2 separate regions of the Homo sapiens genome follow, and region 2 is linked to region 1. Evidence: chromatin loops called from intact Hi-C (ENCODE). Cell type or tissue: dorsolateral prefrontal cortex. All regions are shown on one strand. Each heading gives the region's core, and the rest is flanking DNA. Links, peaks and the distances in the headings are about the cores only.

Evidence for each region. Hi-C counts contacts between places; a loop is a spot of excess contacts. Peaks named below come from ENCODE experiments on the same cell type or tissue, not always from the same donor. Only the 100,000 strongest peaks of a DNase experiment are listed, where the experiment ranks them.
Region 2: it touches region 1 in a loop (2.6-fold over the local background); 13 of 110 quality-filtered maps call a loop at or near these places.

Annotation. Positions count from the first base shown.
Region 1 is chr15:25,828,126-25,833,509 of GRCh38, forward strand. The region is part of intron 1 of ATP10A (ATPase phospholipid transporting 10A (putative)); the gene reads right to left. It overlaps LOC107984770 (a long non-coding RNA gene), which reads right to left and starts at 4,848. Exons shown (of 2, transcript XR_001751446.1): 1 at 3,222-4,848; 2 at 962-2,917. In dorsolateral prefrontal cortex, for the core only: no CTCF peak of the experiment used is centred there; a DNase peak (open chromatin) is centred at 2,857; H3K27ac peaks cover 2,396 bases.
Region 2 is chr15:25,872,441-25,877,824 of GRCh38, forward strand. ATP10A-DT (ATP10A divergent transcript) reads left to right here. Exons shown (of 2, transcript NR_183988.1): 2 at 4,268-4,770. Among named protein-coding and RNA genes, the nearest start is that of ATP10A-DT, 9.9 kb to the left of the region's middle. In dorsolateral prefrontal cortex, for the core only: no CTCF peak of the experiment used is centred there; no DNase peak of the experiment used is centred there.

The DNA of each region.
Region 1 (5,384 bases), core at 138-5,137:
GCTAACTGTAAGTTCCCAAAACAAATGAAGCAGAAAATGACAGAACTGAAGGATGAAATAGACAATTTAACAATAACAGAGAATCCAGTGCCCCACTTTCAACAATAAATAGAACTAGCAGAAATTAACAAGGAAATAGAAGACTTGAAAAATATTATAAATGAACTAGACCTGACAGACAACTGTAGAATACTCTGCCCAGCAACAGTAGAATAAACTTTCTTCTTAAGTGCACGTGGCGTGTCCTGTAGTACAGACCATAAGCTAAGCCATAGAACAAAACTCAGTAAGTTTAAAGGATCGATACCATACTAAGTAGGCTCTTGGAATGAACTTAGAAATGAAATCAATAACTGAAGCAAATTTGAGAAAGACATACATACGTGGACATTAAACAATCCACTCTTAAATAACCAATGGATCACAGGGGAAATCACACGGAAATTAGGAAATACTTTGAGATGAACGCAAACAAAAATCCAACACACCAAAACATACGGGATGCAGCTAAAGCAGGGCTTAGAGGGAAATTTAACATCCCGTATTTGTTATCATTTGTATTGCTTTATCCAGTCATAAGCATTTCCATGTAACCAGAAAGTATCTTAAAATATAATTTAATAAATACACAGTATTCCAGTAAGTGAACCATGATATCTAATTATTATATGGATTTGGCAGCACTCATGCTGTGTTTTACATGTGCTGTTGTAAAAACTGACTATCCTCGGGCACTGTGATCTTTGACTGCATCAAAGATTATCTTCCCAGGATAGATTTATAGAAATGGAATTGTTCACTCAAAAAGGTAGGCATTTCTATGGCTGGTGATTCCTGGCAACCTTATTAATAAAGCTTTGCTCCACATCATGCATAACGCTGGAACATGTGCGAGAAAGGAGGGGGTAACAGACACACAACTCCAGTCTGTTTGCAAGAACCAACGTGGAGTAAGGAGGCGGAAAGTCGATGCAAATTTTATTTCCTTCTTTCCCATTTTTCTGGTAATAACACAAGTGTATTAAAATAATGTGGTGAAAAGTGCCTCTTTACAGACAAATTTTCATAAAGCCTGGTCACATCTGTCTGGGAGAAAGGGGGAAGGTTCGTTCAAACCTCTCCATGGCTGGCTGGTGATGTCACCTGTGATGATGTCACCTCACAGCACCCAGATCAGTGACTTTCAGAGCTTTGCATCCATTTCCCCTGAACTTAGGCTAAGGAGGCAAGATCAGTTCCATTTTAAGGATGAATTAAAATGGGATACCCAGGAAAAATGTCTTAAATATGTGAATAAATGAGTATTGAGTGTTGATGTTATTTGTTCTTTCAAAAAAATTTTTTTTTCTTGAGCAGGAACCAAGCATGCCGCCACACAGAAAACAAAGCTCTTGCTCCCAAGAGTTAACATTCTAATGCGGAGGAGGGTGGGTAGAGAAACATCTAAATGCCCAAATCCATACGTGGGTCAGACTGTAGTAAGATAAACAGAGTAGGGACAGAGATGAGGCATTTAGGGAGGATCTCCCTGGGAGTGTGACACTGGGAAAGGTGCCTGAACTAGGCAGGAGCCAGGAGAGAGCTGGGGGAAGGGGCAGCAGCCCAGGGCTCTAAGGCACGGCTCGCTCTGGAGTCCCAAGAGGCCAAGGCGTAGTGGGATGGGAGGCGGAGAGTGAGGGTACGGGGGAGGGACACAGTGGGCCACCAGGTACAGGACCCTGTGGGTCAAGCAAAGACTTTGGATCTCACTCCCAGGGAAGGGAAGACAGTGAGGCTTCCAAGAAGAGGAGGGCCCCAGTCTGCTTTCTATTGTAAGGAATCACTTTGGCCATTGGGTGGAGGATGCTCAGGTGTGTGCTAGGGGCCGGGGTGGAGGCAGGAGGTGGTTAGGGTAAGCTAGGAGGCCTCGGTCACCATCTGGAGGGAGATGGAGGTGGTTCAGGCGGGGAGAAGTGCGGTGGGCAGCCAGGTCCAAGGCCTCAGCCAGCAGGAGCTGTGAATGGAGCCACGGAGAGGAGGAGGCCTGGTGATGTGCCGCTGCCAGCACAGGCACCTGGGGGTAAATGCAGGAGAGGGGGTGCAGCCATGCAGCGCTGGCCTTCCTGGGTCATCCCCACCTTCCCCTCATTCAGAATGGCCTCAGAGGCCAGGCTCCACTCTCCTAAGGGGTGCTCTGCAGAGCCACCTTGGGAAGTCACTGAAAGGGGTGGAAGTGTCCCTCTATTGTGCCCTGAAACTAGCGGCCAGCCTGTCCAAAACCACACAGTTCTGCTAGAGGGAGTGGCAAAGGTTAAAATTCCCACCACACTGCCCCTTTGCAACAGCATTTCTCAAGTGAGAAACTGACTTGGGCTTCTTTACACCTTCCTTCCTTTCCAAAGAAAACCACGCCACAAGTTCAAGAATTTGGAGATTCCTGAACAGGCTCTCAGGAGGAGACCCAGACCCTTTCTCTCCGGGGGGGTCCTGTGTCCCTGCACTGGCCACATGATCTCTTAACAGCCCAGTTCGCCACGGCCCCCTTCCGTCTTCCCTCACTGTGGCTCTGGGATCTTCAGTCCCAAACTCAGAGGTGACAACTTATTTCTGTCCCCCTGCATTGTCCCATGAGGTCATGACATTTTAAGATGGTCTATATTAAACCTGTTTCAAAAGAAACAAGTGGCTTTAGTAAACGTGCCACCTGATGAGGCTTTCAGCACTTACCTGCTCCTGGGAATCACTGTTTCAAACCTAAGGACTTCATTTCCTCAGACTTTGAAAGGAAGCCAGGAAAATGATTCACTGAACTATGTTCTCAGAGTGGGACGGCAATACTTCCCAGGCTTCAGAGCTTTGGCTGTGCCGGGCCTCCCTTCATCTGGCTGCTTCGCTACATGATTCAAAGCCAAAATTATATTTGGGGCAAATGATGAGTCTGCAATGAAATGCAAACAAAAGTCCCAGCCACTCACCCCACCTTCCCCACCATGCCCTGCCCGCTCCTCAGCAGACAGGCTGGACCCCGTGCATACCCAGCACCCTCCACAGTGTCTGGATGTCTAGGACCGCTGCCCATACCCTCTCCCACCTCATTCCAAAGCTGTGTGTGGCTCGGGGGCCTCGGGGGCTCCACCCCGTATGAGATTCTCTCCCCGCTGCAATTACACATTGTTGGGCAAGTCCTGGAACTGTAATGGGCTCTGTGTGTTTGTGCTACCTCAGAAAAATGCTGGACTCACCCATGTGGACAGTTAATCTCCTTGACAACATTTTCCTGGAGAATGCTGCGAGCAGGGAATTCCTAATAGGGGATGGAACTGCATTTAGTCATTCTCTAAAAATACATGTTCAGTGTGTCGAGATGTGAAAATGGCTTTTTGTGGAGTGTAAATGACTGCCACTGACTTAGCAATATCCTCATAATTCTTGGCAATCAATGACAGTCTTCACAGATTCAGCTAAATACCATATGGATCGATATTTTGTGTTTCCTGAGTTTCTATCTGTCCACAAACTCTGAGCTCACACGATGTGCAAAGCATGGTACCAAGGGGAACCTGCACCTATAGAGGCTCCTATGGGCAACACCTCACTGCCTGACCCAGGTGAGGGGATCTAGAAGATAGCATTGTCATATATTTCCAAAGAGCCACACAACCTTCTGAACCTCCTGCTGTTAATAACTCATTATTCATGAGCAAAATGGAATGCTTAAAATAAACAAGCAAACAAAAACCCTCCAGTGCCAGTAGGACAGTGCCAGTACGTGACTTTGGCGATTACACTGTGTTGAATGAATAGTGTCCCCCAAAATTCATGTCCATCTGGAACCTCTGAATGTCACTTTATTTGGAAATACGATCCTTGCAGATATAGTTAGTTAAGATAAGGTTATACTGGAGTATGGCGGGCCCTAACCCAATGACTGGTATCCTTATAAGCAGAGAAAACAGAGACACAGAGACTCATGACAGAGAAGACAGCCATGTGAAGACAGAGACAGAAATCAGATCAACGTGGCTGCAAGACAGGGGACGTAAGGACTGGCGGCCACCACAGACGCAGGAAGAGGCAAAGAAGGATTTTTCTCTAGAGCTTTCCACAGGAGCACGGCCCTGCCCACACGCTGGTCTCAGCCTTGAAGCCTCAGAACTGTAAGAGAATACACTTCTGTTGGTTTAAGCCACCTGGTGTATGGTAATCTGTTATAGAAGCCTCAGGAAACTCATTCAGCAATGGGTGGAAAATCTGAGTGCTACTCTCCTAGCAGACACAAGGCCTCATTTCAGCAAAGGCAGCTGCCTGTGAGTGTGCCGGGCAAGGCAAAGTCATCACAAAGATCTGTCATGTTCTGGACCATTGTCGCAGTCTAAAATTGGCATCTTTATATTTAAGGTTGTCAATGACCAGATTCCATTTTTTGTCTTATGCTTACAGGTCCTATGTAAATTCGTTTCCTTTTTTTTTTTTCAAACACATTTCCTTTTTTGAATACACTCTGCTTTCGTGCGCTATATGTGAAGCAGAAAAATAAAACAAAAACAGGCAACATCTAGCCTTCTGCCCAAAGAAAGGAAATGAAAAGAGTATGTTACTGGATACTAAACTACAGCTGGAGAGGAGGGATAAGTTGTGGCATTCCGCAGCACTGCAGGGGGACTATAGTTAACAGTAATTTAGTGTGTATTTTCCAATAGCTAGAAGAGAGGATTTTGAATGCTCCCAATAAAAAGAAATAAGTATTTGAGGTGATAGACATGCTGATTATCACAATTTGATCATTACAAACCGTATACATAGGCAATATCACTCTGTGCTCCACAAATGTGTATAATTGTTATGTGTCAATTACATTTTTTTAATCTATTTTATTCTTTTTTTTTTTTTTTTTTTGAGACAGAGTCTCACTCTGTTGCCCAGGTTGGAGTGCAGTGGTGTGATCTCGGCTCACTGCAACCTCCGCCTCCTGGCTTCAAGTGATTCTTGTGCCTCAGCCTCCCAAGTAGCTGGGATTAGAGGCGGACATTACCACAAGTGGGTGATTTTTGCATTTTTAGTAAAGACGGGTTTTCACCATGTTGGCTGGGCTGGTTTCGAACTGCTGGCCTCAGGCAATCCACCCACCTTGACCTCCCAAAGTGCTGGGATTACAGGTGTGAGCCACTGCGCCGGGCCCATATTTTTTTATTTTTATCTTTAATTGAAAGAATAAAAAGCATGAATGCCTGCTGGCCATTCTCCCCAAAAGACCTCACTGAAAAGCAACACTGAGGTCTCTAAACAGCCAGAGAAGTCCAGCCCCGCAGAGCCGAAGATGACTGGTCTGAGGCCTGCTCACCATGAATTTCTTGTGATAACCCTCACTTTTATTTATTTAAAGAGCAGTTTGACAGTAGAGTACC
Region 2 (5,384 bases), core at 200-5,199, 44 kb after region 1:
AGGAGTTTGAGACCAGCCTGGACATTTTAGCGAGACCCATCTTCACAAAAAGTAAAAAAATTAACCAGGTGTGGTGGCATGCGCCTGTGGTCCACACTAATCAGGAGGCTGAGGCGGGAGGATCACTTGAGCTCAGGAGTTTGAGGTCACAGTGAGCCACGATTGCGCCACTGCACTCGAGCCTGAGTGACAGAGTGAGACCTTATCTCAAAAATCATAAAACATAACATAACATATAAAAATAAAATAGAAATAATGCTTTTCCGGCTATGTGGATATCCCTTAATCTAGTCAAATTAACATTTAAAATTAATCTTCACAAATCTACCCCTTGTCAATTTAGCACCCATATGCATTTCCTTAAACCATCCCTTCTCCAGAAGAGGAGGTAAAGTCCTTGAGTAATGTTTACTCTTCTCCTATATCCATTTATGTATGTATGTTTGTACGTATGTTTCTAGAAACAGAGACTCACTGTGTTGCCCGTGCTGGTCTTGAACTCCTGGGCTCAAGAGATCTTCCTGTCTCAGGCTCCTATAGTGCTGGGATTACAGGCATGAGCCATTGAGCCCAGCCAATATCCCATAATTTAAATGATATTATGTAAAATTAGCAATACTTAAATATTGATATAAAGTCAAAATTTTTTTTTCTTAATAGAGATAGGGGTCTCTCTAGGTTGCCCAGGCTGGTTTCAAACTCCTGACCTCAAGCTATTCTCCTGCCTCAATCTGCCAAAGTGTTAGGATTACAGACGTGAGCCAAGGCACCTGGCTCAATATATCTTATAGTTACATGATGAGGGAATGAGAGAGGAAAGAAAACAGATATATCATTTGCTTGATATATTTATATATACACACAAACATGTTCTTTTTTTTTTTTTTTTTTTGACACAAGGACTCACACTGACGCCCAGGCTGGTGTGCAGTGGTGTGATCTCAGCTCACTGCAGTCTTGACTTCCCGGGCTTAGTACAGACTGTGTCTCACTATGTTGTGTTATACACAACAACATGGAGAAATCTTGGAAACACTATGTTGGATGTAAGTCCCGGATGACCACGTGTAGTACAATACTATTTTTGCAGAGCACTAATACTACTAGCAAGATTAAGCACAATCTTGTTAAGCATACTTATATATGTGATAAAGTAGTTTCTTGTGAAACTAAACATGTGCTTACCATACAACTCAGCAATTGTACTCTTAGGCATTCATCCTAGAGAAATTAAAACTCATTCACACAAAACTTGTATGTAAATGTTTATAGCAGCTCTATTCATAATAGTCAGAAACCGGAAACAAGTTAAATGCCTCCAAAAGGTGAAAGGATAAACAAATTATAGTGCATCCACACTGTGGTATTAACTACTCAGCAATAAAAAGACATGGTCTATTGAGGCACACAACTTGGATGGATCTTGAGAGACTTGTGCTGAGTGAAGAAAGCCAATCTCTAAAGTCTACATATCATACAATTCCATTAATGTAGCATTCTTTTTATTTTCTGTTTTTTGTTTTTTGTTTTTTGTGTTTTTTTTTTTTTGAGACAGGGTTTCGCTCTGTCGTATAGGCTGGAGTGCAGCGGAGTGATCTCAGCTCACTGCAGCCTGGACTTCCTGGGCTCAAGTGATCCTCCCACCTCAGGCTCCCAAGTGTCTGGGACTGCAGATACACACCACCATGCCCAGCTAATTTTTGTATTTTTTGTAGAGACAGGGTCTTGCCATGTTGCCCAGGGTTTTCTCAAACTCCTGGGCTCAAGTGATCTGCCTGCCTTGGCCTGTCAAAGTGCTGGGATTACAAGCATGAGCCACAGTGCCTGGCCTAATGTAGCATTCTTGAAACAGCAAAACAACAGAGATGGAGGGTAAATTAGTTGGTGGTGCCAATTTTTACAAAGGGGAGAGAGAGGGAGATGGCGGTGGCTATAAAAGGGTGGTGGAAGAGATCCCTATGATGGACTCTTTCTGTGTTGAATCAGAGTGGTGTTCACAGGAAAAATTGCACAGAACAAATATAAATACACACAAAGTACATGGTGAAATCTAAGTAAAGTTGATTATTTTATTAATTTTAATTATTAATTATTATTTAATTATATATTTATATTTTAAATAAATTTTGATATAAAATATATTTAACTATAATTATTTAAATATATCAACATTTAGTATAGTATAAATATTACTTGAAAAAATCAAGATTATTTTATTAATTTTATTAATGTTAATTTTCTCATTGTAATATATTTGTATATTCATATGCTTTATAACTAGCATATGTCTAACATATAATGTTTGTATTCCAAATGATGTATCTTAAAGGTGGGCTGCACACACACACACACACACACACACACACACACACAGAGAAACAATGTAAATTCCACTACTGAAATATAATCATGAGAGAGAGAGATCTACTCTGTCAATTAAAGATATTATTTCTGGTGGCTTTCACACAGGAATGCACACTGGGGACAAAAATAAGAACTCACCAACATTTCTGTGTGTGTGGAAATTTAGTCTGTGATGAAACGTGGAGTTTGAAATCAATGGAGTGAGGAAAGTACTGTGTAGTATATGGCATTGGAAACATAGACAATTTGGGCAGAAAAGTCAAATCCTTATTTCACATCATAAACTAAAATACAACCTAGGGGGTTTATTATTAAAACATTTTAACAAGGGGAAGTACCAGAGAAGTACGTGTTATATTTGTGTTAGAGGGGGAAGAATTTTCTAAACAAGGACAAAACCCAGAAGCCACAAACAGCAAAATGAACGACATAAAAACTTCCGATTTCTGTAGCATGAAAGCCTAACATATTATCATATTAAAGGTAAACAACATTTTAAAATTCTTTTTGCTTTTATTTCTTTTTTTTTTTTTTTTTTTTGAGGCAGGATCCTGCTCTGTTGCCCAGGCCAGGGTGCGGTGGTATAATCTCAGCTCACGGCAGCCTCAGCCTCCTGGGTTCAACTGAAAAGGATAGGTGTGGTCACGTGTTAGGCCCCATTTGTGGGATATGAACAAAGTGTGTAGAATACACTCCTATATTTTTCACTAGGGCTGCTGTACAAAGCACCACCAACTAGATGGCATGAACAGAAATGAGGTGTCTCACAGGTCTGGAGGCCGAAAGTCTGAAATCCAGGTGCCAGCAGAGTTGGCCGGTTCTGAGGACCGGGAGGGAGACTCTGTTCTCGGTCTCTCCCCTGGCTTCTGCGGTTTGCTGCTCATCTTTGGCATTTCTTGTCTTGCAGAGACATCACTGCAATAGCTTCTCCTATGGTCACATGACATTCTCTCTCTGTGTGTGTGTGTGTGCGTGTGTGTGTCCACGTTCCCCCTTTTTGTAAGGACACCAGTCACATTGGATTAGGGCCCACCTGCTCCAGCATGACCTCATTGTAACTTAATGAATTACATCTGCAACAGCCCTATTTCCAAATAAAGTCACATTCTAAGATACTTGGGGTTAGGACTTCAACATATAAATTTGAGAAGGACATAGATGAATCCATAGTAATCCCTAAGAAGCAAGACTGATTAAGTCATTCATTGAGTCACTGTTGCTATGACCAGCTACAGGAGGATAGCAAGACAAGGAAGAAAAAAGGGACATTCAATTTTATCTTATAGAATAATCAAATCATATTTGGACCAATAATATATTATTAGATGTATAAGACAGATGGAGACAGAGAAAAAGGGCGATAGCAAGAGAGAGCAATTTGCTATTATATTTTACTGAAGAAGGAATTAAGAGAGGAAAGTGATTACTGCTGAGGAGAGAGAAGGTCCACTCTCCCGAAAAAGGCCTGAGTCCTCCAATGATTGTTCTAAAGCTCAACTCATTCATGAAAATAACTATTTCACAAACAGTACCACGAAGCACCCACTATGTGCCATGCTCTGTAGTAACAATCAGGAGTGCAAGGATGCAGAGTCAGTGCTACTTCAGGTGTGGTCTGCAGACGGCTCGTGCACTGCCTGTTAGGAAAGACACTCTCAGGGAAGGAAGCAAGGAAGCAGTGTGTTTGCTTTATGTTCTGAGAAGTTCCTTATCTTGTTGCAGACAAGCAACAAACAGTGGTGGATATGCTGCTTCAGTCGTGCTAAACAGGGCTGTGTCTCTGCCCTCTGGAGACATGTTGAGCGGAGGAGACACTTGTATTATGACAAAACATCACCCTCCCCAGCCACATTCAAGTGTTAAGTCTGAAATTTTTCCTTCACACCCTCTGTTGCTCCTCTAGGTGTCAAGGAGCCCATCTCCATTTTAGAAAGACAGAGATGCGTTCTGGGCCGTTGCCCGGGAAAGAATGTCTACCAGGACAGTTCTGAGAAGGCTCAGCATCATATCTAAACACAGGAAAGGAATTCCCTGTTGGAAAATTCAGGATGACAACTGTGGGTAGCAAGCCAAGGCAAAGGGCAGAACGTGGAGCAGCATTTGAGGCTCCAGCCAATTCCAGCCTGTCTGCAGGCACTGCCTGCCTCCACGGCTGTCAGGTGTCGCCCCCAGGAGCTACGTAGGGCGAAGCTAGGCAGGCTTTCAGTGCCAGCTGTGGTTTCCCCAACAGCTCACAGGCCAGAGGCCCCGCCCAGGCCACCTCCTCCAGTCCCCCTGCCGCGGGGTGGTCTTCGGTGGTCTCACTCTCCCTCCCACTGCATTTCCATCTCTGCTGTAATATACCACCTCAGCCCTTCCTTTTTGATTCCCAAGAGCAAATTTTGGAAATAAAGCAACCTGAAAACATGCTGTTGCTCATTTTATGCCTCCTATATCCGTTCTCTCCCAAATGACTAATAGAAAGCTCCAGTCACCAAGATCAACTTCTCTAAATCCTACCTCCTTCCGCTTGTAAACACCAAGTGCCCCTATGTGATACCATGGCACCAAGTGCCATGACAGAAACCTCTGCAGGGCTCTGGAAGTCAAAGAACTGTTAATACTACCCAGAGAGGGCTGGGTGCAGTGGCTCACGCCTGTAATGCCAGCACTTTGGGAGGCCGAGGCGGGTGGATCACTAGGTCAGGAGATCGAGACCATCCTGGCTAACATGGTGAAACCTCATCTCTACTAAAAATACAAAAAATTAGCCGGGCATGGTGGCGGGCGCCTGTAGTCCCAGCTACGAGGGAGGCTGAGACAGGATAATGGTGTGAACCTGGGAGGCGGAGCTTGCAGTGAGCCAAGATGGCGCCACTGCACTCCGGCCTGGGCGACAGAGCGAGACTCCATCTCAAAAAAGAAAAAAAAAAAAAAATCTACCTGGAGAGAGGTAGTCAAGAGGCCATCCTTGACTGGGTCGTGAAAGGAGAGTAGGAGCTTGTCACACAGAAACAAGAAGGAGGCGCAGCAGAGAGAGT